Regions from separate parts of the Mus musculus genome. Here region 2 is linked to region 1. A link is a loop called in an ENCODE intact Hi-C map of the cell type or tissue named here. Cell type or tissue: left cerebral cortex. All regions are shown on one strand. Links, peaks and the distances in the headings refer to the core of each region. The heading gives the core; the rest is flanking DNA.

Region 1 (15,675 bases), core at 5,769-8,268:
AATTGAAAGGCTGAAGTAGAACTGGGAATTCAAGGCTACGCTGGCTAACACAGAGAGACTCCATCATAATACAACTCACCAACTAGCCAACAAAACCCACAGTAGGACCTGGAGAGAAGCCTCAGTGGTTAAGAGCACTGGTTGCTATTGCAGGGAGCCAGGTTCAGTTCTTGGCACCCACATGACATCTCACAGCCTTCTGTGGTTCCAACACTCTCTTCTGATTTCCATGGGCACCAGGCATACATGTGGTATACATACACACAGGCAAAACATTCAAATGCATAAAACATATAAATATTATATAAAACAAACAACTGAAAACTGGGGCTGATGATGCCCAGCATGCAACATCCTAAGGTTTATTTTCTTGGATTTTTGTTTTGTTTTTGAGGAGAGGTTGCTTTGTTTTTTGAGACAGTGTCTCACTGGATAGTCCTCTCCAACTCTAAATATGAAGCAGACTGGCTTTCAACTCACAGAGATCCGCCTGCCTCTCTCCACTGAGGTCCTGGTTTTGATCCTTTATCAAAATAAAAATAACAGAACTGAAGTGAGAGCTGAGAATATGGCTTACTGTCTTAACATTTCTTTTTTTCTTCGATTTTTTTTTTTTTTTTTTTGGTTTTTTTCGAGACAGGGTTTCTCTGTGTTGCCCTGGCTGTCCTGGAACTCACCCTGTAGATCAGGCTGGCCTCGAACTCAGAAATCTGCCTGCCTCTGCCTCCCAAGTGCTGGGATTAAAGGCGTGGACCACCACGCCTGGCTTGTCTTAGCGTTTCTATGCTGTGAAGAGACACCATGACCATGGCAACACTTATAAAGGAAAATATTAACTGGGGTTGGCCGGATTACATAGTTCAGAGGTTGTCCATTATTGTCATGAAAAGAAGCATGGCAGACATGGTGCTGGAGAAGAAGTCGAGACTTCTACATCTGGATCCACAGGCAGCAGTAGGAGACTGTCATCTAGGCCTCGATGGAGCACAGGAAACCTCAGAACTGGCCTCCACAATGACTCACGTCCTCCAACAAGGCGACACCTCCAATAGTGTCACTCTCTCTGAGTCTATGGGGGCCATCTCCTTGCATGCACCAAACATAGAGTGCTTGGTGTTCAAATAAGTTTGCATCCCAGTTCCTAATGTTAAAAAGCTTCAACAACGATTGCACATAAGCCCTGTGCTGGCAAGCAGCAGATGGCAGGGCTGACTAATTTGCCAGTCTAGCCAAAACTGGTTAGCTCCAGATTTAGTAACACAACCTTCTCACAAAATAAGGTGAGGAGCACATGAGGAAGGCAACTGGCATCGACTTCCGGCCTCCAGAGCACACTCTAACACATATGCTCATGCATGCACACAAAGTTAATGCTTAGCAACATTTATTTTTTAATCAGTTTATATTCAATTTAATTAAATCTGCATGTTTTCTGTACACAGTGAAAGTTATTGGTTGAGTGATTTATCATCTGACACACTGTAACTGCTTTGGTTAAAAAACAAAATAGAAGCCAGGTGTGTGTGTGTATACACATGTGCACATATAGATAATAATTCTCAATAACTAGGTCTTGTGGGTTTTATTTATTAACACAAATGTCTTGCTACCCAGAATAGCCCAGATTAGCTTCAAACTCTCAATCCTCACCTCAGTTCCCCAGGTCCCAAGAGCTGGGCATAAAGGTGAGCCATGGTAGCTGGCTTGTACTCATTTTTATCTTCATCTTCTGTTGCTCTTAACAGTTTAGTATGTCGCTTCTATGGAGCCTTTCAAGCCGCTACAACAGGACTTGGGATGATTATCTCTATCTACTTACGTGCCAAGTCCTGAGTTCAGAATGTTGAGCTGAATATAAAAGCACCTAAGGTCAGGAAAATATTCATCTTGTGTGATATGGTTCCTAAAAATAAAAAGAACATAAAGATAAGTGTCTTGGCTTCTTTTTTATCACTGTGATAAAACACTATGTCCAAGGTAATTCTTAAAAAAAAGAAAACATTTTTTTACACTCACATCTCTAACAGCAAGCAGGAGGCAGAGGGAGACCTAGCAGGGCTGGCTCTGAGTCTTTGAACCCTCAAAGCCTGACGCCAGTGAAACACACCTTTAACAAGCCTAGACCTCCTAATTCTTTCCAAAAAGTTCCACCTACTGTGGCCCAAGTATTCAAACATACGAGCCTATGGGGGCATCTTCATTCAAACCAAAGCAAGGATCTACATATCCTTTACTGATACTACAGGTATTAAGTATACAAAGATATTCCAACCAATCTATTCTAAAAAAATTCACTCTCATAAGTATTCTAAAGGAATAATCATAATGTCACTTTCTGTACACCTCTAGTGGAATTAGTGTTTAAACAATAACATTTTTGGAGAAGTTCTGAAGCTTTATGCAACTCTGAGTTTATGATACTGTATATGATACTGTAGTCTCTCTGGAGGGGCGAGAAACTGTAACTCCGCAGAAAACCTCCCGTAATGTAGAGCTGTCTTTTAGTGGAAAGCAAACGACTTTCTCTTTTTTAAGATGAGGAAGGATGTTATATTCCCTTCCTCTGGCTCATACCTATTTTTTTCTACTTGTGGATCATATTAAAAAGAAAAACTACTTGTGCTAAAGGGGAGGGGTTTTGTTTTTTGGTTTTTTTTTCACCCCCTAAGCAAGTGCTTCCTGCTTCAGCTCTGCTAAGTCTAGGGCTAACAAAAACCATATAATCTATCACAAACATTCACTCACATTATGATTTTTCCATTTGAACTGGCTCTCACTAATATGCCAGTTTATTTCTGAAACAAGGTTTTGATAGATGTAAATTTCTGGCCCTGAGCACCAACACACGCAGCAAATGTCTCCCCGATCCAGAATTCAGAAGCAAAGACTTTCCGAGAATTTAGCTGAATACCAATAAAAGTAAGGGGGCTCCCAATTACAAAGAGATAAAATTAAATAAGAATCAAATATAAATATCTTGTTAGTACTACACTGTCACCAGTGTACACCAACTACACAAATGAGATTCCAGCAGTACTTCCAGAACTATAGTTCTAAAAAAACGAAAAGAAAAGCATCGTAAGCCGTTTCCCTTGATCCTGGGTAAGAAATCAACATAGGTGAATTCCACTGAGACCCGTTTGCCGAAACTAATGCGCCATAAGGGCATTATCAGGACGTCCAAGGACAAAGCTGCTTACTACGGTCATAAAAGTTTGGCAGGGGCGAGTATGAGGTAAAGGCTGCAAGAGTCTATCTGTAATACACATACTCAAATGAAAATACCAGAGGGAGCCTCTTACAGCAAATCTCAAGGTCAACGCGCCAGGGACACAAAATGCCCAGAGCTGCAACAGGCCTGTCAACCTCAACCGGTGACGCCTTCGGTAAAGGGTCAAACAATACAGAGATAGTCTTAGAAAAATAAAAGGGAGGTGCACACAGCGGCTTCCCGATACGGCCGGCGTACGTGCAACTCAGAGAACCAGGGCAAAGCACGCAGCGGCCAAAGCGAAGGGCGCAAGGAAGGGCGTGGAGCGCTGGTAAGGGAAGGACGCGGCCACATACCCGGAGGCGGCGGAGCCGACCGGACGCGGCTGCGAATGCAAAGCCCTGTCAGGCCCAGGCCTCGCCGGCTCCCTCATTAGGCTCGCCGCTACCCCGTCCCGAGTTGTGCCGCCCCACCGGCTGCTCGTCTCCCGATAGACAGACGGACTTCTCAGCTCACCTCACACGGTCCAGCACAAGTACTCCGCTTCTCACGGGAGGCCTGCCCCGGGCCCGCAGGCCAGCTGCCCGGGGCACGCCTCACTCCGCCATCTTCGCTCCTTCCCCTGTCCGCCAACCCAGGGGCGGAGGCGCGAAAGGCTCCGCCCCGCCTCCGAGTGATGATTGGACAGCACCTTGCTCGCGCGCTCTTTTTCCATCGCGGATTGGCTGGGAAGTACTTCAATCAATCCCTCTCTCTGGTTCTATTTTTTGTTGTTGGAGCTTAGTGCTCCAGTTGAAGTTAAGGAGGAAAAGGGTTGTTGTAATTCACTTGAGGAAAAACATTCCGCACGGAGGCAGTCTCACTTTTTAGTAAGATAGCACTACAAGGCCAAATGACTATTTTAAATTATCGTTACTGTAAAAATATACTGTTACTAGTAATTCCTCTCTTGGCTAAAGGATTTTTATACCCGGACTAACACTACACCCAGAGGAACAATTTCATGGTGTCAGTTCTTCTGACTTTGACCCACTTGAGAGAATGTTGCCTGCTGTTTAAAGGTCAATACAGTAGCGTAGTTTTCCTCACCTTAAAAGGGCCTGCCCGCTGCCTGAGAAAATGTTAAACTGCATTTGTTGTTTGTTCCAGTTGTAGGATTTAGAGATCCTTTAGCGGTATTTCCAGGAGAGGTAGTGAAGGCAATAGTGTGACTCTTCCAGGTGATGACACACGTTCTTCTGGATAAGCAGTGCTTCCTAAATGACGGGGTTATCACTAGGCCATTTATTAAATCCAAATTTCTATGCTTCCCTCTGTGATAAGGATGCTATGCCATACAAAGACAAAACACAGTTGTCTATTGAATCTATTGGCTAATAAAATAATAATAATAATAATAATTACATTATTCGTTATTATTATTAGAATGTTAGAACCTATTGAATAATAATAAATTCACAAGCTACATTGATTTATTGGCTGCAACTGGCCATCAGCCTTGATTTCCCTTTATAGCTGGGCTGGTGACAGAGACCTTGTGTATCCCAGGCTGGCCTCAAATTGCAATGTAACAGAATTACCACACTGGTTATGTCCTGAATCTCAAGTGAGCAACAATGTCCTCCATCCAAAGACAGGTTCTTTGAGTGTTAGCTACTATCAGATCACACATCACTGCACCGTATGTCTCTGTGTATGAATAGGCACACTGTATATCTGTATATACTTAGACTACAGAAGGCCTGCAAAGGATTACACAAACCTCTGTGTTCAGTGAGGTTTTACTACATCCAGACAGAGCTGATATAAATGGGAAAAGTCACCACAGTTAGATATTGATGAACTCATTTAGAAAGACACAGAGTATTGAAGCTAGCTGAGGGGTCCAGGTGAGTGTCAACGGAGGAATATGGTGAGGTGCAGGACTGAGTAGGGACAGACAGATGCACAGACAACAGTAATCCAAAGGAGCGATATCAAGCAATGAGGCCTGGGCTAAGCCGAAGGGCTGCCCAAAGAACCAGCAGAAACAGTCTTGTCCCTCCTCAACTCACTTAAGCAGGGGTTCAGGTGACACTGCAGGGCTGTTACCATCAAACCATGGTGCTATGTCTTTCCTATTTATATGGGGTATAGGTGAGGAATTCTCCTGCCTGAGGTGTATGTGTGTGTGCTCACATGTAGTGAAAACTCAGACTGCATGCATATTAGACAAGCACTTATCAGAGCTATATCTGTTTAATACACCCATATCCATTTTTTTCATGTATTTTGATTTGATATATTTTTAGATTAAATTTATGTAAATTATTTTGCCTGTGATTATGCATGTACATGTACCACACACTTGCTTAGTGCCTGAGGAGGTATCAGATCCCAAGGATCTGGAGTCAGGGATCATTGTGAGTCACCATGGCAGGGCTAAGACTCATGCCTGGGTGGGTCCCTACATGAGCAAGAAGGACTCTAACTGCTGGGCCATCTCTAGCACGTACTTCAAGCTTCTAGCAATCCTCCCACCTTGGCCACCTCAATCCCAACTCATTTGGTTAAGTTTATAGTTTTTATTTTTCTTGAAAATTTTTACTTTTAAGAATTGGGGCTGGGGTAGTGGTGGTGCACACCTTTAAACCAGCACTCAGGAGGCAGAGGCAAGCAGATTTCTATGAGTTTGAGGCCATCCTGGTCAACAGAGTGGCATTCCAGAATAGCTGAGACCATATAAACAAACCATGTCCCCTCATCACCCCACACCCAAAATTGAGGCTGAAGAATACCACACAGTCTTAATTATTGTAGCACTGTACTAAGTATAACTTTTTTGTTTTGTTTTTTTAAGACAGGGTTTCTCAAGCTGGAGAGATGGCTTGGTGGTTAAGAGCACTGACTGCTCTTTCAGAGGTCCTGAGTTCAATTCCCAGCAATCACATTGTGACTCACAAACATCTGTAATGGGACTCAATGCCCTCTTCTGGTGTGTCTGAAGACAGGGATAGTGTACTTGTATACATAAAATAAATAAATAAATCTTAAAGAAAAAAAAAAAAGAGTTTCTCTGTGTAGCCCTAACTGTCTTAGAACTTGCATTGTAGACCAGGCTGGCCTCCAACTCACAGAGATCTGCCTGCCTCTTCCTTCCAAGTGCTAGGCTTAAAGACATGTGCCACCACCGCCAGGCTGTAAGTAAATCTTGAAATTGATTTCCCCAGTACTGTTAACTCTGGTTTTCTACATTTTTTTGTATATGGTATTCAACTATAATCCAACTGATTTTCTTTCATTTTAACCTTACAAATAATATCAGTAACACTGTGTCCAGGCCATTGATCTGATACATACCTACTTTTGTTTAATCACTTTTTTTGAAGACTGGATCTTCTGTAGCAAAGCCAACCTGGAAGGGCTAGAGATGACTCAATGGTTAAGCGTACTGTCTGTTCTTACAGAGGACATCTCATTTCCCAGCAGCTAAGTGCTGGCTCAAAACCATCTGGAACTACTGTTCCAGAGGACAGGAGCCTCTTCTGGCCACCACAGACATTGCATGCACATGGTAGACAAATGTACATGCAGGCACTCACTCACACACATAAAAAGAAATAAATTTTAAAAGACGATCATGAAGTGCTGATGCCCCTGCCTTCATCTCCCATGCTGAGACGTGTGCCAGCATACCTGGCTTCATACAGTGTTGGGTCTGGAACCTAGAACTCTGCATGTTAAGCAAGCATTCTATCTACCAAGCTGTGTCCTCAGCCCTATTTATTTTCTATTTTAAAATTAATTTTGAAATGCGCTGGTTAGTTCTGTCAACTTGACACATCTAGAGTTACCTGGGATGAGGTAACCTCGAGTGAAGAATTGCCTCCATCAGGTTGGCTTGTGCACATGTCTGTAGGGACATTACCTTTATTAATGACTGATGTGGGAGGGCCCGGCTCATTGTGTATGGTGTCTTGACTGGATGGGTGGATCTGTGCTGTGTAAGAAAGCAAGATGGCAAGAGAAGCCAAGCAGTGTTCTCTGTGGTCTCTGTTTAAGTTCCTGCTCTGACTTCTCTCGATGATGGGGTGAAACCTGTAAGTTGAAATAAGCCATTTCCTTCCCCAAATAAGATCTGATAGGTGCTTAGCACCACATCAACTGTTAATTGAACTAGGACACAAGATTAACATCAGAAGGTTTTCTTGCGGTAACAGTCTGATGGTTTCTACAGGGCTGGAGAGATAGCTCAGAGGTTATGAACACTTGCTGCTCTTACAGAGGACCTGGGTTCAGTTCCTAGCACCCATATAGTAGTTCACAACCATCCATGACTCAATGTCCAGGAGATCCAACATTCTTCTGACCTCCACTGGCACCAAACATGCATACAGTGCATATTGTATATACATACACATAGGAAACACTAGTACATATAAAGCAAATTAATCTTTAGAAAGATCAAATAAATAGGCCTTGCAATATGCGAAAGACTGATGTAACATATTCAGTTCTTCATCAGCTTCTCAGTACTCATCAAATTGCTTCCCACAGCATCTCAAACCATTTCATTTCCTCTCTTTCTCCTTCCTTCTTCCTTCCTTCCCTTCTCTTCCTTCCTTCCTTCCTTCCTTCCTTCCTTTCTTCCTTCCTTCCTTCTTCTTTCTCCTTCCTTCCTCAATTCTACCTCAATTCTCTCTGCCCCTTTGCCCTTGAACCTGAAAACAAGTGTCCATGGGCTTCCTCCTCCCAGATGTTTATGGTCTTTAAATCTGAAATTGCTGATTACAGAGGCCTCCTTCAGAAGCCAGGTTGTGGCTGTGCTGTCCCAACACACCAAGGTTCCAGGTTGCAGAGATAGCCATGGCAGAACCCTACCTTATCATAGCTTTAGTGTACATGTTCATGTATATCATCCTGTCTGCACTTTCTTCATTCCCTGGAAGCCCCTACTCCTGAGAGTAGGAGCTAAGATGGGCACAGCACCCTTCTTCTCCACTTCTGACTTCTTGGTGATTACAGAGGTGACAGGGTACAAATGCATTCATAGAACAGTCATCTCTGCAAATCCCCATAACAGGCTGCTTCAGCTCCCACGCCACCAAAAATGCAGCACACGAAACACTTCAAACAGCACACTTATTCTTTGAAATCAATTCAATTTTGAGAAAATTAGTTCAAATAATGAGAGTTCCCATGGCCATTCTTCTAAATGACATCCTACAAGACATATTTTGATAGCAGCTAGAAATTTGTTCTTTCACTGTTGGCAGAGAAGAGAACTCTTTCCCTCAAGAAACTGAGCACCACAGCCAGGATCAGTGGCACACACCTTCACTCCAGAGGCAGAGGCAGAGGCAGGTTCTGAGTTCATGGCTAGCTTGTTCTATATCTTGAGTTCCATGCCAACTCAATGAGTACACAATGAGACTTTGATTAAGAAAGAAAGAAAGAGAAAGAGAGAGAGAGAGAAAGCAAAGAAAGAAAGAAAGAAAGAAAGAAAGAGAGAGAGAAAGGAAAGAAAGAGGAAAGGAGAAAGAAAGAAAGAAAGAAAGAAAGAAGAGGAAAGAAAGAAAGAAAGAAAGAAAGAAAGAAAGAAAGAAAGAAAGAAAGAAAGAAAGAGGAAGGGAAAGGGGAAAGGGAAGGAGGGTAAGGGAAAGAAGGGGGAAGGGGAAGAAGGAGAAGGGGAGGGGGAGGGGAGGGAGAAGGAAGGAAGGAAGGAAGGAAGGAAGGAAGGAAGAAAGAAAGAAAGAAAGAAAGAAAGAAAGAAAGAAAGAAAGAAAGAAAGAAAGAAAGAAAGAAAGAAAGAGAAAGAAAGAGAGAAAGGAAAGAAGGAAAGAAAGGAAGGAAGGAAGGAAGGAAGGAAGGAAGAAAGAAAGAAAGAAAGAAAGAAAGAAAGAAAGAAAGAAAGAAAGAAAGAAAGAAAGAAAGAGAGAGAGAGAAGGAAGGAAGGAGAAAGAAGAAGGAAGGAAGGAAGAAAGGAAGGAAGGAAGGAAGGAAGGAAGGAAGGAAGAGAAGGGAAGGAAGGAAGAAGGAAGGAGAAAGAGAGGAAACAAGCTATCTAGGTAGCTGATGGTAGCAGATGCCTTTAATCCCAGCAGTAGGGGGTCTGAGGCAGGGGATGTCTGAGTTTGAGGACAGTCTGATCTATAGAGTAAGTTCCAACACAGCTAGGGCTATGCAGAGAAACTTCTGTCTTGAGAAATAAATAAAACCATACATATGTACGTATGTACATACATATGGAATCCAGCATCCTGACACAAGGGCACACACACACATACACACACACACACACACACACACACACACACAGTGCACACTCTCAGAAGCTTTTGTACCAACAAAATTTCTGATTTCAAGGTCATACAAAAAATCAGACAGGAATCACAGAGCCCAATTCAGGTATGATTCAGTCTGAATAATATAAAATAACATTAAATTTCTTTTTTTAGTATCTCCAGGAAAATGTAGATTTTCATTGGAATTATTGCCTATAAGCACCAACCCAATTTAGACCTTGAATGTTTTTTTGTTTTTCCAAGGCAGGGTTTCTCTGTGTAGCCCTGGCTGTCCTGAACTTACTCTGAAGATCAGGCTGGCCTCAAATTCAGAGATCTTCCTACCTCTGCCTCCTGAATGCTGGGATTAAAGGTATGCCCCATTGCCTGGCTAATCTTGAAATTTTTTAGACTTTATCTATTTATTTTTTTATTTTATTTTTGTTTTTTCAAGACAGGGTTTCTCTGTGTAGCCCTGGCTGTCCTGGAACTCACTCTGTAAACCAGGCTGGCCTTGAACTCAGAAATCCACCTGCCTCTGCCTCCCAAGTGCTGGGGTTAAAAGCGTGCACCACCACTCCTGGATTTAGACTTTATTTTTAATTGCACAGGTTTGTGTGTGTGTAAAGAGTGTTAATCTGAGTGTTCATGTGAGCAGAGGCCAGAACACTGGATTCCTCTTGAACTGGAGCCAGCCATCATGAGCCAATCAGTATGTATGCTGAGAACAGAACTCTGATCCTCTCTGTAAAAGCAGTATGTTAACTGCTAAGCCAATTTCAAACCCCAGTTTTTGAAACAGGGTCTCCTGTAGAATAAACTAGCCTCAAACTTGGAGAATGGCCTTGAATTCCTGAGTCTCCTGTCTCTGTCTTCTAAGTGCTAGAATCACCAACTAACTCCACCACAATGGACTTTAAGCCCTTTTTTAGATGTGTTGTAAGATCTGTAGAGGGAGTGAACTGAGATTTGTTGCTCGATAGTAGAATGTATATAATGTTGGACTGTTTCCATTTTTAAAAATGGCATTTTATGTGTATGAATAGTGAATGTTTTGCCTGGTGCATGTGTGTATGTCTCATGCCATCAGAGGCCTGAAGAGGGCGCCAGATCCCGTGACACTGGAATTAAGGAGCAGTTCTAAAGCAGTTGTTCACCAGCTGAGAAGCCAACCCTGGTCCTCTGTCAGAGCAGCTTCTGCAGGGAGTCCAGGCTGGCTTCAAACTCAGCATGTAGCAAGCTTGAGCCCCTGACCCTTATGTCTCCACCTCCCGTGGAGGTATTTGAGTCCACATTTGTAAGCATAGCACTTGGAAAGCTAACGTGGAAGGATTGTTGCAATTTTGAAGCTGGCCTGATCTATATGGCAAATTCCAAGCCAGTTAGGCAGATAAGACTCTATATCACAAAAAAAAAAGGACAGAAAATATATTAGATCTTCCTTAGAATTCATACGAAGAGGCCAGAGCTGAAACACTGTACCTCTTGGCAAACTGAACCCCTAGATGAATGTATATCACAGGTCCAGGCAGCAGTGACATATACCTGCAACTGATATTATAAGCATGAATCTGAGCAAGGGAGACACTACATTATTTCAAACTTAGGACACTTGAGTTACATAAAATTGTTACAAAACACCGGGTAAAACTCAACCAAGTTCTTTTGTTTTAACAACAATTGATTTATTGATGAATTGAGGAATACAACTTTAATGGGACAATAAGGCACAACTGTGGATAAAAACAGTTTGCTATACACAGCCAAGGGGGCATAAGCTTAGAAAGTTTAAATATTTAAATTGAGAAGCTTCTCAATACTTCTCAAACAGATCAGTATCAGACAATTATTCCCTTTATACAATTCTTTTATCACATCATTTGATCACAAAGTCTAACAGATATTTCGTAAAGAATCCCCAGTTCATGTAGCCCCAGCCATCTATCCCAGCCATTCCCCTGTTGCTCACCTTTACCCATCCTCTTTGCAGTGTTTTTGTTTGTTTGGGTTAATAGCAATTTATTTACTAAAGAATTGTTTACACACCTTGGATAGCCTTCCAAAGCAACGAAGCAAGCAAGCAAGGAAGCGACATCAGAGAAAGCCAGCCAAGAGCAGATTCACAGGGACACAGGACAGAAGCAGCCTGATTCAGTGAGATCTAAATCAAGCTGACATTGGCAGAGAAGTTGAGCTGGGTCACTCAAAGACCTCTAAATGTCACCTCAGTTGGTGCCACCAATCCTTGGCCCCATGCTTCTATGGGATCTGCGTAGTATACACAGGGAGCTAGGAAGGTCACGCCATCAGGAGGCTCATGAGACAATACACTAAAGGCCTGGACCAGGACTATGAACTGACTGCACATCGTCCAGCATTAAAATTTGCCAAGTATAAAATTCATTCAGAGTTTTGTGCGAAACTTTAAGACACTGAGGACAATCTAATTCTTTAGGACTGAGATAAGTCAGGCACTTCTGTAACACTAGTCTTTCTGTTTGGAAATGTGAAGACTCTTCCAGTGTACAGAACACTGAGGCATGACCCATGCTGTAGAGCAAATGTGGCCAGCTCTCCAGGGTGCCTAGCCTTGTTCAGAAAACTACAAGAAGGCCCTCTACCACATTGTCAGAAGAGCCACTTGGGTGGTGACAATGTTCCAAAGAGAAGCAAACTGGCAGGCATTAGAATATTTTCTAATGAATGTCAACACTGTACCCAGAAAAGCCACATAAATATGTTTGAAAATAAAAAGTCAGAGGTAGAGAGACCTGGGAAGCCACCTAGGAAACATGGCTCTACAAGCCTCACCATGACCACCTTTTAAGAACATGTCTGCTCATAAGCCCTTCGACAACAGAGCAATACAGGGGACCAAGGGAGTCACATGCTTCCAAGAGCAGTACTGCTTGCTGAAAAGCTCCTGGATAGGCAACGTCCCAGAGACACATTAGAAGGTAGCTATAACTCACCACACCACTAACTATCCTGCCACATCAGAAACAGGCTTAACAGCAGAGCCCAGAGCCCAGAATCAAGTAAAATGCAGGGAATCTCAACGACAGGAGGGCAGCTGAAAAACTGAATGGAGAGAAGGTTGGATGACTGAGAGGTAGGAAGTAACAGACACAAGGACAAAAGGACACAAGGTCACAGAAACATGGTGGAGGCTCGATGCAGGGATGGAAGGCAGCATGGATATAGTCCCCATCCAGTGGGAGCTTTGCTGGCTGGTTCATTTCCCCAGACAGGATGGATGCATGGCACTCAGCAGCTAACAGGGGAAGATGGTACTGACAACTAAGGACCTGGTGGGTGGATACTGAACAGAAGCAGACAGAGGGTACCATTCTGTAACGCCCTGTTTATACACCAAAGGCAAGTTTGTATGGACAGGAGAGACTTCAGGTTGTCATGCAAGAGCTGTAGTATTCTGGGAAAAGGGGATGACAGGATGGGGTGGGGCTGGAGGACACAAGTTTCAGTTCTTAAATACTAGAAAGCAAGAATAATTTGGTCTCTGCCCTTTAGTGAAGAAATCGGATGCTCATCTTCTGTTCTACATCCACTTTTTCCAAAACCTGGGGTTGAAAAAACAAAAGCGATTTATCATTAAGATTATGACCATTCTGAGAACCTTTCTAAATAATTGGCAACCTTCTCCTCCTATGCAGTAGATTTAACATAAAACCAAAAGATAGAGGGAAGAGTCGCATAAGGGCACAGCATCACTGAGGACCCACCGGGAGCTAATGGTTGTGGGGAAAGACATTTCCTTCAGTAGTGTAGCCACTCATATGTCCCTCATGCTCCTGCAAACACCACCAATGTAAACTCTTATCTTCACCCCCTCCTAAAAGCCATGAACAGAAAGAGTCAGACGAGTTAGAAATATAAGAGAACCAGCAAGTGGGAGGGAACAGAGTGAAGATGATGAAAATATATACATGTATGAGAATGTTGTAAGGAAACCCATTATATATAATCAATGTGCTAATAAAAAAGGATTAAGAGGAAAAAGTCAAAAGGACAGACCTTAACGAATTCTGTAAAAGATATGGCACTATCTCCATCTTGGTCAGCCTCCTGGATGGTCCTGTCCGCAATACTGCCCAGCTGCTCATCCGAGATATTCACTCCAACCATCATTCGCAGTACCTACAAGACCAAGAGCCTTGAAGGGGGCTGGCGACAAAGCCACCTCACTTCCCCTTTCCTTCGACTGCTTCACGTTCACCAGCTAGAGAACTGAGATTCTTAGCTTATTATCTAGGCAATTCTTCAAAAGGAAATGAACAGATCTCTGGCAAAGTCACTCTACCCAATGTCTTCTCCATATCAACAGTCCAGACTCTTTCTGCTTAGACGACAGGCATGATGGGGCTGTGAGGTACAACCTGTCCCTAGGTGTCCTGCTACATCATGGTGGGTTGTTCTGAAACCTAATACAAAGCAGCTCTCTGTGAGAAGGGGCACTAAGCCTTTATTTATAGGTTACAGCTCACACAAATCTCTTTGAAGACTGCTCAGGAAGCTGACGTGAGAGAATTACAAGCTGAGTCTAGTTTGGGTGAACTTAGTGAAGCACTCTTTTTAATGGTGGGGTTATCTAGGATATAGTTCAGTGGCAGAATGCTCACCTAGCAAACAAAGGCCCCAGTACCACACATACACAAACTTGGTACCTTATGTAACTTCACTGTCCTCTAGCCTAAGGCTCACAGGCCTTCTTTCACCTCCATTCCCTTACATCCTCCACAGCAGTGTATTTTGTTTCTTACTAAGTCTGTTTTTGGGGTGGGGGCAAGGAGGACTGTTTTTTAGGGGGCAAGAAGGACTGTTTTTAGACTGCTTTGCTACATTGTTCAGGCTGGCTTTGAATGCTTAGATGCCAACAATCTTCCTCAGCTTTTCAAGTAGCTGCTACTAATTATATACACTCCCTCACACTGCAATTAGTTAGTTCTTAAAACCCAGAAGCTGCCACCGGGGGTTAAGAGCACTGGCTGCTCTTCTGGCGGACTAGGGTTTGATTATCAGCAGTACTCACAACTGTCTGCAATTTTTTTTTAAAGATTTATCTATTATGTATACAGTATTCTGTCTGCACATAGGCCTACAGGGCAGAAGAGGCACCAGATCTCATTATAAATGACTATGAGCTAGCATGTGGTTGTTGGAAAATGAACTCAGGACCTCTGGAAGAACAGCCAGTGCTCTTAACCTCTAAGCCATCTCTCTAGCTTCCAAGTGTCTATAATTCTAATTCCAGGCAATACAATTACCCTCTCTGGCCTCCCTGGGAACCAATCATGGATGTGGTGCACAGGCATACATGCAGGCAACATGCACAAATATATAAACTAAAATACTAACAACAAATTTAAGACGTTACATTACTAAGTATCATTTGGATAAAGCCATTGACACCTCCACCAGATGGGAAATACCAAACAGACAAATTGATCCGCAAATTGCAGCCTCCTAAGATATCAGTTCAATCAGTCCCTGAGGTGTTTTGCCTGGAGAATGTTAAGAACAGAATGCTGCCTAACATGTCTGAGGCCCAGGGCACCATCCCCAAGTTTACACACACATTGAGATATAGAGCTAGTATATATATATATATATATATATATATATATATATATATATATATATATATATATGTGTGTGTGTGTGTGTGTGTGTGTGTGTGTGTGTGTGTGTGCGTGCGCGCGCGCGCATGTGTGTTCATGTTGGGAGGTGGGCAAGAGTAGTATGTAATAAAATACCTTTATCAGACCTTGGTGAGGACAAGAAGTCTGGAAGTGGTTTGACCCAGGTCCTAGGAACCAAAGGAACCTGGCCTGGCAGAGGTTTCCAGGCTCGATTCCCAGGCCAGGGTGTCCTCCACCTGTCTATCTCATCATTTATTAATCCACTTGGAAGTTCACAAACTAACGAAAATTTACTATTATTTGTTACTATTACTTAGCTTCTCTATGCATGCCCCTCCCTTTTTAAAAGTGTGTGGGTTTCTCAAAGAAACCCAGGGCCGTACATGCCATGTGCCCTTCTGCCACTGAGTTTCATCCCAGCCCTCTTTCCCCAGAGTGCGCTGGATCCCCTGATCCAGGTGGTTGTGAGCCATCGTGTAGGTATAGGGAACTGAATCTGACCAAGCCCTCTCCAACAACAGCCACTCACCTGCCTCTCAGC
Region 2 (15,675 bases), core at 4,736-7,235, 75 kb before region 1:
CTCGATGTAGCCAACTTCAGACGCACCAGTAGAGGGTGTCAGATCTCATTACAGGTGGTTGTGAGCCACCATGTGATTGCTGGGATTTGAACTCAGGACATTTCAGAAGAGCAGTCTTACTTGCTGAGCCATCTTGCCAGCCCCAACATTTAACTTCTTGTTCTCCTGCCTCTTCTACTTGAGCTTAGATTATAGGCTTGTCACCACTCCTGGTGAGGGCTTTGCTAGGAAAAGTACTGTATGACTGAGCTATATCCCAGCCCTGTTTTTACCATTGCATTTTTTTAATTGAAAATAAACAAGATGGTCATTTTTGTTTTGTTAAAAGGGTTTGGCATGGAAAACTCCACAACAATTACAATTTTTAAGGCCAGAGATAAAACAGATGAGATAAGGATTACAAGCTCAGAGAAATGTGTGTGGGAAGTTGATATTAATAGGCAACATAAAGAAGAAAACCCACCCAATGATTACACTCGAGAGTACCTAAAAGAAATACTAGAGTGCTATAGCTCATTCCAACACATTTCCTTATAGCTTGGGTAAGAATACAACTTTCAGGAATGAGTTCTCTCTTTCTACCATCAGAGGTCACAGGAATTAGGCTTGGGAACAGTTGCCTGTACTCACTGAGCCATTCTGCTGTCCTTTCCATGCTTAAAAAACCAGTGTAGTAGCAAATCTGCAAACAGCAGTATCCCCGGGAGGTTGATAAGTCTTATATTTCAGTAGAATATTCCCTAACAGCAGTCAGGAAGAAAGATGGGCTCAGGCTAATGTCTAACTCCAGTGTTAGACATTAGCAAAAACAGGTAAATCCAAGGGGTTCTTTGGCAAGTCAATTTTACCAAAATTACTGTGATAAGGTGGAGTGTGATACAAGACTCCTGACCTTGATCTCCAGAACCTGCACACTCCTGTGTGTATGCACACACTGCAAAGTAACTAGATACAATGTGTAAAATGGACTGAGTATATAGTTCAGTGCTAGTGTTCTTGCCTATCACGTACAAAAACAAACAAATGAAACAAAAAACATTCCTGATTTAAAGTTAGCAAAGTTGTGGCACAAACTGGGATATGCTATTTAGGATTAGCATTATTTTGCAGATGACAATCCCAGTGTAGTTGAGTCGTGAGTTGTAGAAAAGGGTTTTCATGAGAAAGTCCAGACCTGTACAATATAGGGCAACTGAGATTCTCTTTTCTCATCTCCTATGTGAGGCAGGATCTCATTGTGTAGCCCAAGTTGGCCTGAAATTCATGCTTTTATTCCTCCTCCAATCTCCTCAGTGATAGGATTACAAATATGGCTGCCATACAGGGATCTCAGACTGGTGCACCTGCTCTGATCCAACAAGTTCTTAAATCCCCAAACTCCTTTCACTTCTCACTGATTTGTTAGTGTTTGTTTTCATCCTTGTGGTCTAAGATGGAAATTTATCATTCATAAGTTATGGACAATAACATGAGACCAAAGAGAAGGGCAGAGAAGCCAGCCTCCTGCCCCCTGCTCTGGGGCTGGGGATTCAACCTGGAGAGGAAACTGTCTTTTAAGAAAAGCACTTGGGAGGCAGAGGCAGGCAGATTTCTGAGTTCTACAGCAGCCTGGTCTATATAGTAAGTTTCAAGATTCACTATAGAGGGCTATATAGAGAGACTCTGTCTCAATTTAAACAAACAAATTAAAATTTAAAAAAGCACAAAAATACAGAGAGAAGGAGACACTGAGAGACAGAAAGAAAATGTCTGTGTCCTGATATTGGTTTTTTTTGTGTGTGTGTGTGGTACTGGAATGTGAAACTAGGATCTCGTGCAAGTTAGGTAAGAACTGTACCACTAAGCTGTCTTCTGATTTTTCAGTGTGAAGACTGGGTGTAGTGATACATCACTGTAATCCTAGAGTGGGAAGATCACTGTGAGTTCAAGACCAGGCTGATTTATTTACCTAACAAGTTGTATGACAACTAGAGCCAGTGAGGCATTGTGATAGACCACAAAACAAAAACATCTCTGGGACAGGGTCTGTCTTAGTTAAGGTTTCATTGCTGTGAAGGGATACCATGAACAAAGCAACTTTTTTTTTTAGTTTAATGTATTTTAATAGGAAACTTACAGGAACAGCACACAAGACTGACAACATTAAAACATGTACTTGTATGTAGGACAATTCAGTTAGAAAAGTATAGTGAACAGATGGAATCTACTGTGTGATAAAAATGCTACAAACACCATTTAGTTGCTGTCAATAAGAAATTTACTTATTTTTTAAAAATCCAAATACTGGCATGTCCAGAAAATTTTAACAGGTTTATTTATAATTGTTATAATGTTGAACTGTTGAAATGTGTTCACTGAAACATTTTGCTTCCATTAATGCTTTACATCTTGCATTTATATTAAAAATTCACACACAAATGAACGTGGAGAAACTGCCAATACCTGATTCTGTCCCCTATGTTTCTACTTGCAAGCATATACTTTGATATCTTTGACCCCATGGAAAAAATATCTAACATTCAGAACTACTGATAACCGGAAAAGAGGGAAAAAATTTTTTTGAGAATGAAATGTTTCCCCTCATAGTGGACTCTTAAGCACGTTCTCCGCGTATGCGGCGTGCTAGCTGGATATCTTTTGGCATAATTGTTACACATTTGGCATGGATAGCACACAGATTGGTATCTTCAAAAAGGCCAACCACTTGCCTCCTGCAAAGCACCAATAGCTGCACTCTGGAAGCGCAGATCTGTTTTGAAGTCCTGAGCAATTTCTCACACCAGACGCTGAAAGGGAATCTTGCAAATCAGAAGTTCAGTGGACTTTGATAGCAAGTGCCAAGGTATCAGGCCTGTAACGATGAGGTTTCTTCACTCCTCCAGTAGAGGGCGCATTCTTCTGAGAGGCTTTTGTAGCCAGTTGTTTCCTGGGTGCGTTACCACCAGTGGATTTGCAAGCAGTCTGCTTTGTAAGAGCCATGGTATGGACACCTCCTTACTTACCCCCAACCCCCTTCTCCTTTGGCTGGAGCACAGCAAGCCAGAGGCGGCTCTGGTGTTAGAGAGCAGTGGCGGCATGGTGAAGGCTGCAAACACAAAACAACTCTTATAAATCAAAACTTTTAGGGCGGGCAGTGGTGGCACATGCCTTTAATCCCAGCACTTGGGAGGCAGAGGCAGGAGATTTCTGAATTCAAGGCCAGTCTCAGAGTGAGTTCCAGGACAGTCAGGGCTATACAGAAAAACCCTGCCTTGAAAAACCAAAACAAGGGGCTGGAGAGATGGCTCAGCAATAAAGAGCACTGACTGCTCTTCCGAAGATCGTGAGTTCAAATCCCAGCAACCACATGGTGGCTCACAACCACCTGTAATGAGATCTGACGCCCTCTTCTTGTGTGTCTGAAGACAGCTACAGTGTACCTAGATATAATAATAAATAAAACTTAAAAAAAAAAAACAACTAAAAAATGGCTCTGATTCCACAATCAGGCAGAGTTTGAGACTGGGAGGCCTCAAAGCCCTCCAACACAGTGACACACTCCCTTTAAGGCCATACCTCCTAATAGTGCCAATTCATATGTCCAAGCATTGAAACATATAAATGTATGGGGCCAAATGTATTCAAACCACCACAGAGTCCTTCTAGAGACAGAGTCTCTAAGGTGGACTGAAGCTTTCTCTTTAGTCCACTGTCTTAGTTAGGGTCTTACTGCTGTGAACAGACACCATGAACAAGGCAACTCTTATAGAACAACATTTAATTGGGGCTGGTTTACAGGTTCAGAGGTGCAGTCCATTATCATCAAGGTGGGAACATGGCAGCATTTAGGTATGGTGCAGGTGGAGCTGAGAGTTCTACATCTTCATCTGAAGGGTGCTAGCAGAATACTGGCTTCCAGGCAACTAGGATAAGGGTCTTAAAACCCACACCCACAGTGACACAGCTACTCCAACAAGGCCACACCTACTCCAACAGGGCCACACCTTCTAATAGTGCCACTCTCTGGACTGAGCATATACAAACCATCACATTATACTCACTGGCCCACATAGGCTTGTTTAAACATATGAGTCTTTGAGGACCATACCTAAATATAGTATAATGCAAAATACATTTAGTTCAACTTCAAAAGTCTCCATAATCTATAGCAATCTCAACAATGTTAAAAGTCCAAAGTCGCCAGGCATGGTGGCACATGCCTTTAATCCCAGCACTCGGGAGGCAGAAGCAGGTGGATTTCTGAGTTCAAGACCAGCCTGGTCTACAAAGTGAGTTCCAGGACAGCCAGAGCTATACAGAGAAACCCTGTCTCGAAAAACCATTTTAAAAGGTCCAAAGTCTCTTCTGAGATTCATACAATCACTCATCTGTAATCTCCAAAGCAAGACAGGAAGTCTTCAGCTTGGCAAAGTCCAAATTCTGCATCGTCTTCAGGTCTCCAACTCCTTTTCTTTTCTTTTTTCTTTCTTTTATATTTATTTATTTCATGTATATGAGTACACTGTTGCTGTCTTCGGACACACCAGGAGAGGGCATCCAATTCCCATTACAATGGTTATGAGCCACCATGTGGTTGCTGGAAATTGAACTCAGGACCTCTGAAAGAGCAATCAGTGCTCTTAACCACTGAGCCATCTCTCCACCCCCAACTCCTTTTTCATCTTTGGTAATTGCAACAAACTTCTTTCAGCTGGGTTGGTTCCACTCCCTGTCATCAACTTTCCTCAACAGGAAGTCCATGACTCTGGCATCTCAAATATCTTTGAGTCTCCAAAGCACCTTCAATGTTATAGCTTCTTTTTCAATGTCTGGGATCCACACATGATCTTCTGGGTTCCTTCAAAGGGCATCACTTCTCCAGCTCTGCCTCTGTAGCACTCTAAGCTCAGGTTGATTCACTCCACTGCCACTGCAGTTCTTGGTGATCACGGTACTGGAATCTCTAATACACTGGATCTTCTGCTGAAGATAGGCTTCACCAATAGCCTCTCATAGACTCTCTTCATGTTGCCAAGCCTCAAATCCTTTGCATGAACCCTTCAGTTCAGAACTGCAACTGAGGCTGCACCTTTACCATTGGCCTTTCATGGCCTCTCACAGTGCCAAGCCTCAGCTGCTATTTATGACCCCTTCATGTGTTCAAACCAGTATCACTTGGGTGACTCTTACACATTACCAATTACAGCTACAGCACAAGGTACATCCAGGGGTTCTCTATACAGCCCTGGCTATCCTGGAACTCATTCTGTAGTCCAGTCTGGCTTCGAACTCCAAAATCCGCCTGCGTCTGCCTCCCAAGTGCTGGGAGGAAAGGCATGCTCCACTACTGCCTGGCTGTTGGTCTTTTTTTTTTTTTTTTTTGGCCGGGGGGTTGGGGGTGTGTGTCAAGACAGGGTTTCTCTGTATAGCTCTGGCTGTCCTGGACTCACTTTGTAGACCAGGCTGGCCTCAAACTGAGAAATCCACCTACCACTGCCTCCCAAGTGCTGGGATTAAAGGTGTGTGCCACCATGCCTGGCATTGGGGAAGTTTTTATCTATCATAATAATTTTGTAAATGAAAGTAAATCATTGGTTTCCCCGGGTATAAAGTCATGTTAGTGTCCCCATCTCAAAGGATGGTTTCTTATTCATTACTCTTGCTTAAGATCTTGGTCTAGGCTACCAGGAACATGTAAATAAGACAAGGAATGAGAGAAAACAAAACAGATAGATTGTCATGGGAACTATGGCTCAATAATTTTTTTCCGATGAAGAGTTCCACAACCAGTTCCAGGAGGCCTCCCCTTTTGAGGTCAGTCACCTCAGTCTGTAGAACTTGTCACACAGATCCTACTGGAGGTGCTGTGGCATAAATGATCAATGTTTATTTGTTGACTCAAGTGACTTGTGTCTGGATTTTGTTGTGGTCAATATTTCTAGCAAGTGTTACTCCAGTTAGGACCTTGGGATTTGGTATAAGGATATCTTTAAGAAGAGCATTTCAGAATTGTGTTCGCAGCCTTCGCCGCGCCGCCGCCGCTCTCCAACGCCAGCGCCGCCTCTCCCTTGCCGAGCTCCAGCCGAAGGAGAAGGGGGGGTAAGTAAGGAGGTGTCCATACCATGGCTCTTACAAAGCAGACTGCCCGCAAATCCACCGGTGGTAAAGCACCCAGGAAACAACTGGCTACAAAAGCCACTCGCAAGAGTGCGCCCTCTACTGGAGGGGTGAAGAAACCTCATCGTTACAGGCCTGGCACTGTGGCACTCCGTGAAATCAGACGCTATCAGAAGTCCACTGAACTTCTGATCCGCAAGCTCCCCTTTCAGCGTCTGGTGCGAGAAATTGCTCAGGACTTCAAAACAGATCTGCGCTTCCAGAGTGCAGCTATTGGTGCTTTGCAGGAGGCAAGTGAGGCCTATCTGGTTGGCCTTTTTGAAGATACCAATCTGTGTGCTATCCATGCCAAACGTGTAACAATTATGCCAAAAGATATCCAGCTAGCACGCCGCATACGCGGAGAACGTGCTTAAGAGTCCACTATGAGGGGAAACATTTCATTCTCAAAAAAATTTTTTTCCTCTTCTTCCTGTTATCAGTAGTTCTGAATATTAGATATTTTTTCCATGGGGTCAAAGGTACCTAAGTATATGATTGCGAGTGGAAACATAGGGGACAGAATCAGGTATTGGCGTTTCTCCATGTTCATTTGTGTGTGAATTTTTAATATAAATGCAAGATGTAAAGCATTAATGGAAGCAAAATGTTTCAGTGAACACATTTCAAGAGTTCAACTTTATAACAATTATAAATAAACCTGTTAAAATTTTCTGGACAATGCCAGCATTTGGATTTTTTAAAAATAAGTAAATTTCTTATTGACAGCAACTAAATGGTGTTTGTAGCATTTTTATCACACAGTAGATTCCATCCATTCACTATACTTTTCTAACTGAGTTGTCCTACATACAAGTACATGTTTTTAATGTTGTCAGTCTTGTGTGCTGTTCCTGTAAGTTTGCTATTAAAATACATTAAACTATTAAAAAAAGAAGAAGAAGAGCATTTCAAGCTGGGCATGGTGACACACGCCATTAATCCCAGCACTCAGGAGGCAGAGGCAGGTGGAATTCTGAGTTCAAGGCCAGCCTGGTCTACAAAGTGAGTCCCAGGACAGCCAGAGCTATACAGAGAAATCCTGTCTCAAAACAAAACAAAACAAAACAAAACAAAAAAAAAAACAAAAAAAAACAACAAAAAAAAAACAAACCAAAAAAAAAAACCCTAAGTATTTCAAGCTAACTTGTAATCTTGTATAGATTATAGCATGTAATCTATAAAAGACTTCAGTGGTCAGCTAACTTTCATGAAGCACAGCAGGCAAACAAATGGAGAAACTTCTGAGACATGGGTCTCCTTGAGGATAAGCGAAGCGTACCTCTGTACTCAGAGCCATTAGGACTGCTGCGGCAGGGGGAGGTACTCTACCATCAATCCTTATAACCTGAGTTCAAGCTTTTGAACACACTCTATGATTCCCCTAAGCAATCAATCCTAAAAATTAAAATACAATGATATTAGGTTTTTAAAATTTCTGGGTCACAACTTGTGCCCTGAGACATGTCCAGCCACCCATCCTCAATAAGCCATATTCCTTCCTAGAGTTGGCAGGCTCCTTTCACACAGGTTACAGCAGGGGAAAAGCAAGCCCAAGACATAGGCTACTTAACCATGTCTCCTTGACGCCTACCACCGAAGGAATAGCAGAGTTGCATCTCCCTGTCTCTGTAGTACCTAACTGAGTTAAGGTTAGGTTCTCTAAACCATTGAGTTCTCTCTCCACTGCAATGGTCACAGTTCCTCTATTTAGCAATAATATGATAACATTGTTCAACAAACAAAGCCGAACAACAAAACCAATCCTGAACAGAAACTGCACCAATGATTGAAAAGAACCCCAAATTGCTCAAAAGAGTCCAAAGATAAACAGGAAAGCAAAACCCGATGCATACGGATGAGAGAAACGTACTAAAGGTCCTATTTTTCTCAAGAATCCACAACAAAGCCCCAAGTTGATTTTCTGCTTCACCAAGTAGAGGTAAAAAGCAGCTGATGAGGGTTCGAAAGATGGGTCCGTGATTAAGAACACTTTCAGGGTTTGGTTCTCCGCATTCACATGGTGCCTACAATTTTAAGTTCATAGGTTCTGATACCTTCAGGCCCCCGAGGGAACAAAGTACACATGTTGCACTTACATATGTGCAGGAACCAGCCTAACAAAAATAAAGATACTCTAAAGAGACATTTTGTGTCTCTCAATCTATCAGATTATTTCAATAACGAACCTCAAAGAAATGGGAGCTTCCCAAGGAATCTTAAGTAGGAAAAGGAAAAAGCAAAAACCAACCAACCAACCAACCCCCCAAATTGTCTCTGGGAAACAGATTTTCACAGTTCTTATAAGAAAAATTAGGCGAAGAGACAGACTCAAAAGGCTGAGACTGTTTTATTGGAAGAGTGAGGGGCCTCAACCTTTCTATGGGATGAAAGTTGAACGTGATTAGAGGGACTGTGGTGCTCCCCCCCGCCCTCTCTCTCACACACACACATACACACACACACACACACCTTTATACCTATATACCTATACTTAGATAGCTACCAGGAAATTATGGCCTGGAACTCCCAGAGATACAAATACCCCTGCTTCCCCAGAGCTGGAATAAAGGTATGGACTACCATGTCAGGCTTACTTTTACTTCTTAATTTGGCTCTTTTAACTGGCCTACTGAGGATGGGTGATTGGGGCTGACTTGGGACACAGGTTGTGAACCCCAAGTTGGAAAACATTTTAATCGAAGTGTGCACAAGCTCTGTTGTGTGGATTACATAGGGGCACGACTGAGGAAAGCCAGGATTGATAGCTATCTAGGTGTACAGTGGCTCTCCAAAGGCAGTTAAGTGGCTTTCTAAAGTCACGCAGCAGACAGTTCTCAAGGGACTACAGGGAAGAAGAGGCCCAAGCGGCCAGGCATCTAGAAGTGAAGAGGCGATAGCAGTGCAGAGATCCTGTTTAAAAGAGGATTGGTATTTACATACGGGGGCGGGGTACAAGAAGCTGAGCGAAGAGCTGGCTCACAAATGACAGGACATTTCAGAAAGCGACCCCGCTGGGGAATTTTGAGGACCTGAAGCCTCCGGTTGTCTTACGCTTTAGGATACTTTCCGTTACTCTTGAACTATCTGAAGCTCTTGTTTACTGTACACCTAGTTTGATGTCGGACAGGAAAAGTAGCGGGACCACAACCGGAAGCGTGGCGAACCGGGCGAGAAAAGTAGAAGGACTATTCGGGGGAAGCCGAATGTGGGGTCTGAGAAGGTGAGCGGAACCTTCTCATAGGTGGGAACTGCAGGGACGAGGAGGTCGGGAAGAGTCCTGGCGGGTGAGGTGAGGGTCGAGGGGCTGCCACTCCTCGGGAGCGCCTAGCTTCAGGAGGCTGGGACGTGACCAACCCCGCGCCTGCCGAGAGGTGAACGCCTGGTCTTCAGAGTGAGTTTGGTCTCTGGTGTGTGACCTCGAATAATTATTTAATTGTGGAATCTCCTTTTTTTTAGTCTTTGTAATTGGAATAATACTAGAAGTACCTGTCTCAGGGTCAGGATTATCGTGAGAAGTCAGTAAAAACACACGGAGAATAGTTGCTGGCACATGGGAAGCCCTAGGTTGAACAGTCGTTTCTGTACTCAGTAGTACAGTCATACTGCTAGGAGCGGTGTGAATATCTTATTAAAAACTCACAGTTAGCTTCGGACCGACGTCACCCGGTTACTGAGTTTGACCGAGTTTCTTGTAAGAAATTATTAAACAAAACACGAAGTTGTAGTATTGTTAGAAAAGTAATAAGACGTCTGAATGTTTGGAAAACAGGGTTAAATAATGTTATTTATAATCCCACCATTTTACCTTCTTACTTATTTAAGTCCTTTTCCTTATCAAAATTTTTTGTCTTTTTATAATTTTGCTTTCTTTTTTTTCTTCGAAAAGGGGTCACATAATGTCCACCTTACCCTTGAACTTTCTACATTTCAGAAGATGACCTTAAATTCCTGATCCTTGTTTCCCTACTTCCCAAGTGCTGGGTTTTGTAGGGTGCACCCAAATCTTACCGGGACTTTGATATTTAAAAAGTGTTCTCCATGAGCTGATGGGCCATCACCTGGGAGTCGAGGCAGGAGGATCAGGAGTTCAAGACCAACCTGTGTCAAATGGGACCCTTATCAAAAAGAAGAAAAAGTACAGCATATATTTGGGCATGGTAACAAATGTCTGTAATCTTAACACTTAGGTTGAGGAAGGAGACTTTGATTCAAGGCCTGTGTCTACTTTATTAGAAGCCCATTTTATCAAAACTGCCAGATGATTTAAAGGGACTATAAAGTTTAAGAAGCCCCTTGTTAGAGGGAATTATATAGGCATGTAAACCCTCACGCTTGTGACAGAGATAAAGGATTATGAAGCTGTTGGTTCAACAAATAATAAGTTTTCAGGATACTGAGCTTCATACTGGGACCTGGACGTACAACATTGAATAGTCAACCATTAAGATACTTTCAGTGGGGGGGTGGGGGGGCTGGAGAGATGGCTCAGCGGGTAAAATATATGATAAATATATTTTATGGTAAAATAAATAATTTTTAAAAACACAAGGAAAATCTGCTTTAAAGTTGACACAGCCTCTCAAGGTAGCTTGTGGCACACGTGAATTATTTGGGGTCGATCATCAGCTCTGTGAAGCTAAGGCTGCATTTCTCATCATGGCAGTTTTGTTTAGTGACAGGTCTCTTGTAGGCCAAGTGGCCTTGAACTCGCTATGTAGCTGAAGATGACTTTAAACTCCTGATTGTCCTGCCTTTGTCTTCCAAGTGCTAGGGTTACAGGCATGTGTCACCAAATTTCACTATATTGGTACTTTTCTTTTTTGGTTTTTCTTTTTTCTTTTTTTTTAATATTTATTATTTATTATATGTAAGTACACGGTAGCTGTCTTCAGATACTCCAGAAGAGGTGTCAGATCTCGTTACAGATGGTTGTGAGCCACCGTGTGATTGCTGGGATTTGAACTCCGGACCTTCAGAAGAGCAGTTGGGTGCTCTTATCCACTGAGCCATCTCACCAGCCCTCTTTTTTGGTTTTTCAAGGCAGGGTTTCTCTGTGTAGCCCTGGCTGTCCTGGAACTCACTCTGTAGACCAGGCTGGCCTCGAACTCAGAAATCTGCCTGCCTCTGCCTCCCAAGTGCTGGGATTAAAGGCCTGAGCCACCACTGCCCGGCTTTACCTTTTTTTTTTTTTTTTGCAATTAATACTCTGCTTCTGATAAAGCCACTGTTGAGTAAATTGGGGAAAAATATGAATGTCATAATTCATGGTCTATGTTGAGTTTGAACTTGTAATATATTTATTCATTGCTCTGCTGATAATTGGTGTTTCTTTTGTTATAGGTGGAATTGGGCTTATTGTTGAAGCTTGTTTTCTCAGCCCGGGCAAATTTTTACATTTTAATACTTTTTTCTTACGATGGCAATGTCTTCCATTCACAAATTACTGACTGGCATTTACATTCATAAAAATTTCCTGAGGCCAAGGGCTGCATTACCTCCATTTGTGGGTAGTCACTGTGTAGACTATTCTTCCAGTAGTCTTCAGAAAAAAGTGACTTCTGTTGACAGAGCCTCCCAGCAGGGAAAGACTGAAGAGGGCTTACAAGGACATGACCACAAAGAAGTTGCTTTGGATGCACCTTCTCCTGACAGGACACCTGAAGTTAGTTTTGATAAAGCAATTAGAGATGAAGCAATAGAACATTTTAGACGTTTGAAGGATGAAATTGTGGCTCATTTGAGAGGCCCAGACGGCCGCCCATTACAAGAGGTCATAATGGAACAAGCCAGGGTTGTCTGGCAGTTTCGTGAAAAAGAAGATTTGGATAAGTGGATAGTGACTTCTGATAAGACAATTGGAGGTAGAAGTGAAATATTCTTGAAAATGAGCAAGAACAACCGAAGTGCCCTGCTTTATGGAACTCTGAGCTCTGAGCCTCCTCAGGATGGGGACAGTAGACAAAGTGGATACTGTGCCATGATCTCCAGGATTCCACGGGTAGGTGTGGCCTGTTCTCAGTGACTTTGATTGTAGCGGGAGCTGTAACTGACACTTGCTCTTCTGTAAGTGAACACATCTGTTTTGCCTTATAAGGAGGTATGTAACTGCTTGGCCTTAGTGTAAAAGGGGGCATTACTTTGGGTTTGAGAAGAGTGGTGCATCTGAGAATCCAGAGAAGATGGACTTTGAAAGGTATCCCGGGAGATTGGCATCTCCAGCTTGGACTAGAGTCACCTTGTAGCCTTTATTCTTGGTTTTAAGGCAGGGTCTCTCATGCAGCTCAGGCTGGCCTTGAGCTAACTATAGCTGAGGATGACCTTGAACTCCTGATGCTACAGGGGTGTGCCACCACATCTGGTACTTATATTCATAGTTGACATTATTTTGCTGTGGGTTGCAGAGATGGTCCAGTGAGTAACGTCTCTGCCATTTAAGCTTGAGGGCCCGAGCTTGGGTCTCCAGTACATAGGTAGGAATCTGCGTGTGGCACTGTGCACCTAGGAGTAACAGTTGCACATGTATGTCTAATGGCTGTGTAACACATCTGTTGTTACTTCTCTGCATCTGTGATGTGTGTACTATGCATACACACAACTGTTCTCAACTCTAGTACCACGTGGCTCACTCTAGCCTTTCATCTCTCGTCTCTAACTCCCCTCTCTAACAGTGAGAAATCTCTATCCACTTTCCAACGCTAGGAATATATTATGCAGGTTTGGAATTTTTGTAGTTGTTTTCCCCAAATTAGTCTTGAACTCCTGGGCTTAAGTGTCCCCCTACCCCCGTTGCCCACCACCTTATACAAGTTTTCACCACCTCACTTGATGTTTATTCTGCATTGGGGATCAAACCCAGAGCCTTCAGTCCTTGGATTAAGGTGTGTGCTGAGAACACAGTGTTTAAATGTGTGGTTTCTTTTGTTTTAAGTCGTGAGGTTTCTGGCTAGAGTACAGGTAGATGCAGCCACACCTAGGCTTGTCTGTGGGAGCTGGGATCTGAACTCCGGTCCATATGCTTACTAAGAAGCACTGATCCATCTCGTCAGCCTCATGATTTACAAAACTTGAGCTTGATTTTTGATGGGGTAAGACATTTGTCATAAAATAGACCACCCAGAAGCCATTGTTCCTTAATCAGGGAGGAAAAGTACACTTATTTCTATATGTTAAGTGCGGATGAGTGGCTATTATACAGAAACACTGTCCTAGCTTAATCATGCCTTGAGCATTACCTTAGGAACGCATGTCAGTGTGTTTGTACTAGAATAATGATGGGCAGGTTTACCTTGCAAAATATACATAGAATGCCATATTGGCTTGGCAAGATGGCTCAGTGGGTAAGGTACTACTGCTAAATCGGAAGATGCTAGTTCTATCTTTGGAACCCACAAGGAAAAAGGAAAGACTGACTAACAAAAGTTGTCCTCTGGCACCCATATGTGCTCCTCCCCCAACCTTAAACAACCCTGCTGACTTGGTGATGGCTTAAGTTTTCTCACAGTGCGGAATGAACTGAACAGCCTGCTTTGCTGTACCTCAGGGTGCTTTTGAGAGGAAGCTGTCTTATGATTGGTCCCAGTTCAATACTCTGTATCTCCGAGTTCGTGGGGATGGACGGCCTTGGATGGTAAATATCAGGCAAGACACGGAGTTTATCCAGAGAAAAAATCAGATGTACAGTTACTTCATGTTCACCCGTGGGGGACCCTACTGGCAGGAAGTCAAGGTAAAATTTCAATTCTTCACTGTTAGGAAAATGGGATCTATTGAAATTATGGTTACATTGTAGTTTTCTTTTTCATACTAGTAATTCTTACATAAAATAGAAGCAGAATGAGTAGAAGTAAGAGGACCTTGGTGGAAGATTTAAAAGACAAATGACTTTTTTTTTTCATTAATAAAAAGAGCCAGGCATGGTAGGACATGCCTTTAATCCCAGCACTCAAGAGGAAAAGGCAGGCAGATCTCTGAGTTTGAGGCCAGCCTGGTCTATATAGCAAGTTCTAAGACAGTCAGGGTATAGAGAAAGAGCCTAATTGAACAATCATAATTTATGTATATATGTGTCCTAGTTTGGATTACTGTTGCTGTAGTGAAATGCCAGGACCAAAAGCAGGTTGGGAGGAAAAGGTTTATTTCACTCACAGTTCCTTACAACATTCATCATCAAAAGCAGTGAGGACAGGAACTCAAGCAGGGCAGGAACCTGGAGGCAGGAGCTGATGCAGAGGCCGTGGAGGGCGCTGCTTACTGGCTGTGTCTCATGGCTTGCTCAGCCTGCTGGCTTATAGAACCCAGGACCCCCAGCCCAGGGATGGCCCCACCCACAGTGGCCTGGGCCCTGCCCCATGCTCCACAGGCTTGCCTACAGCCTGATCTTGGGGGGGTAGTTTCCTAGTTGCTGTTCCCTCCCCTCTGGTGACTGTAAGTTGAGGCAAGTTGGCATAAAACTATCCAACACAGTATGTTAGCTCAGTTGCCAATACATTTGTATGTGAGTGAGGAGGGGTGTGTGAATGTTTGGCAGACGCTCTACCACTGAGCTATGTTCCTGTCTCAGTAAAAAAACCAGTCTTCAGAGTTGGCTTTTTTCTGTGGTACAAGTAGCCAGCATCCTCCCGCCGTCACTCCATACAAGGGTTGGAGCCAGGCTGAAGCCCTTGCTTGCCAAGAGAACACTTCACAGCCCAGCCCAGAGCTTTATTTTTTATTTTCAGGTAAGGTATCACTAAGTTGCCTGTGCAGGCCTTGAACTGTCTTCTTCTATTAACTTACCTTTTTTTTTTTTTTTTTTTTTTTTTTTTTTTTTTTTTGGTTTTTCTAGACAGGGTTTCTCTGTGTAGTCTTGCCTGTCCTGGAACTCACTCTGTAGACCAGGCTGGCCTCGAACTCAGAAATCCACCTGTCTCTGCCTCCTGAGTGCTGGGATTAAAGGTGTGCGCCACCACGCCTGGCTTTCTATTAACTTTCAAGTAGCAGGAATTCACAGGCCTGATGTGTGTGTGTGTGTGTGTGTGTGCACTCCCGCACACACTCCTATTGCATGTCTTTGGTCTAAGGAAAAGTAGTAAAGTGCTTCTAAATTTACAGTAAAAACAAAACATCTCAGAAAATTGCAGTTTTAATCCAAAGAGCCAGCCATTTCCCATACATGAATTTTTCTACTTCCTAACTTACCTACTTACTGAAATGTGGTCTTGTTATGTTACTCATGCTAGTCTTTTTGTTTGTTTGTTTTTTGTTTTTCAAGACAGGGTTTCTCTGTGTAGCCCTGGCTGTCCTGGAACTCACTCTGTAGACCAGGCTGGCCTCGAACTCAGAGATCCACCTGTGCTGGGATTAAAGGCGTGCGCCACCACGCCCACCTTCATGCTAGTCTTGAGCCAGTGAATTTAGGTAATCCTTCTGCCTTAGTCTCCTAAGTAGATGGGATGATAGCTTTTAGCATATGTAAAATATTTAGATATAGAAACAAAATATTCTTTTGTCATCATGGCTCCAACAGATGACTCGTGTTCATGTTCCAGCTCTGAAATA

The links. A loop is a pair of places that touch in the nucleus more often than their neighbours do. Peaks named below come from ENCODE experiments on the same cell type or tissue, not always from the same donor. Only the 100,000 strongest peaks of a DNase experiment are listed, where the experiment ranks them.
Region 2: a loop joins it to region 1, with 2.0 times the contacts of the local background. A loop is called at or near these places in 4 of 42 quality-filtered maps.

What each region holds. Positions count from the first base shown.
Region 1 is chr2:119,582,487-119,598,161 of GRCm38, reverse strand. Chp1 (calcineurin-like EF hand protein 1) reads right to left here. Exons shown (of 7, transcript NM_019769.3): 6 at 13,510-13,632; 7 at 11,138-13,055. The coding sequence ends at 13,002. It overlaps Oip5os1 (Opa interacting protein 5, opposite strand 1), which reads right to left and starts at 3,866. Exons shown (of 3, transcript NR_027832.1): 1 at 3,728-3,866; 2 at 1,820-1,903. In left cerebral cortex, for the core only: a CTCF peak has its summit at 6,741; a DNase peak (open chromatin) is centred at 6,734.
Region 2 is chr2:119,656,463-119,672,137 of GRCm38, reverse strand. It overlaps H3f3c (H3 histone, family 3C), which reads left to right and starts at 5,986. Exons shown (of 1, transcript NM_001370931.1): 1 at 5,986-7,022. The coding sequence starts at 6,102. The coding sequence ends at 6,512. Ndufaf1 (NADH:ubiquinone oxidoreductase complex assembly factor 1) reads left to right here and starts at 9,304. Exons shown (of 5, transcript NM_027175.4): 1 at 9,304-9,529; 2 at 11,479-12,136; 3 at 13,679-13,864. The coding sequence starts at 11,555. In left cerebral cortex, for the core only: a CTCF peak has its summit at 6,191 (motif pointing left); no DNase peak of the experiment used is centred there.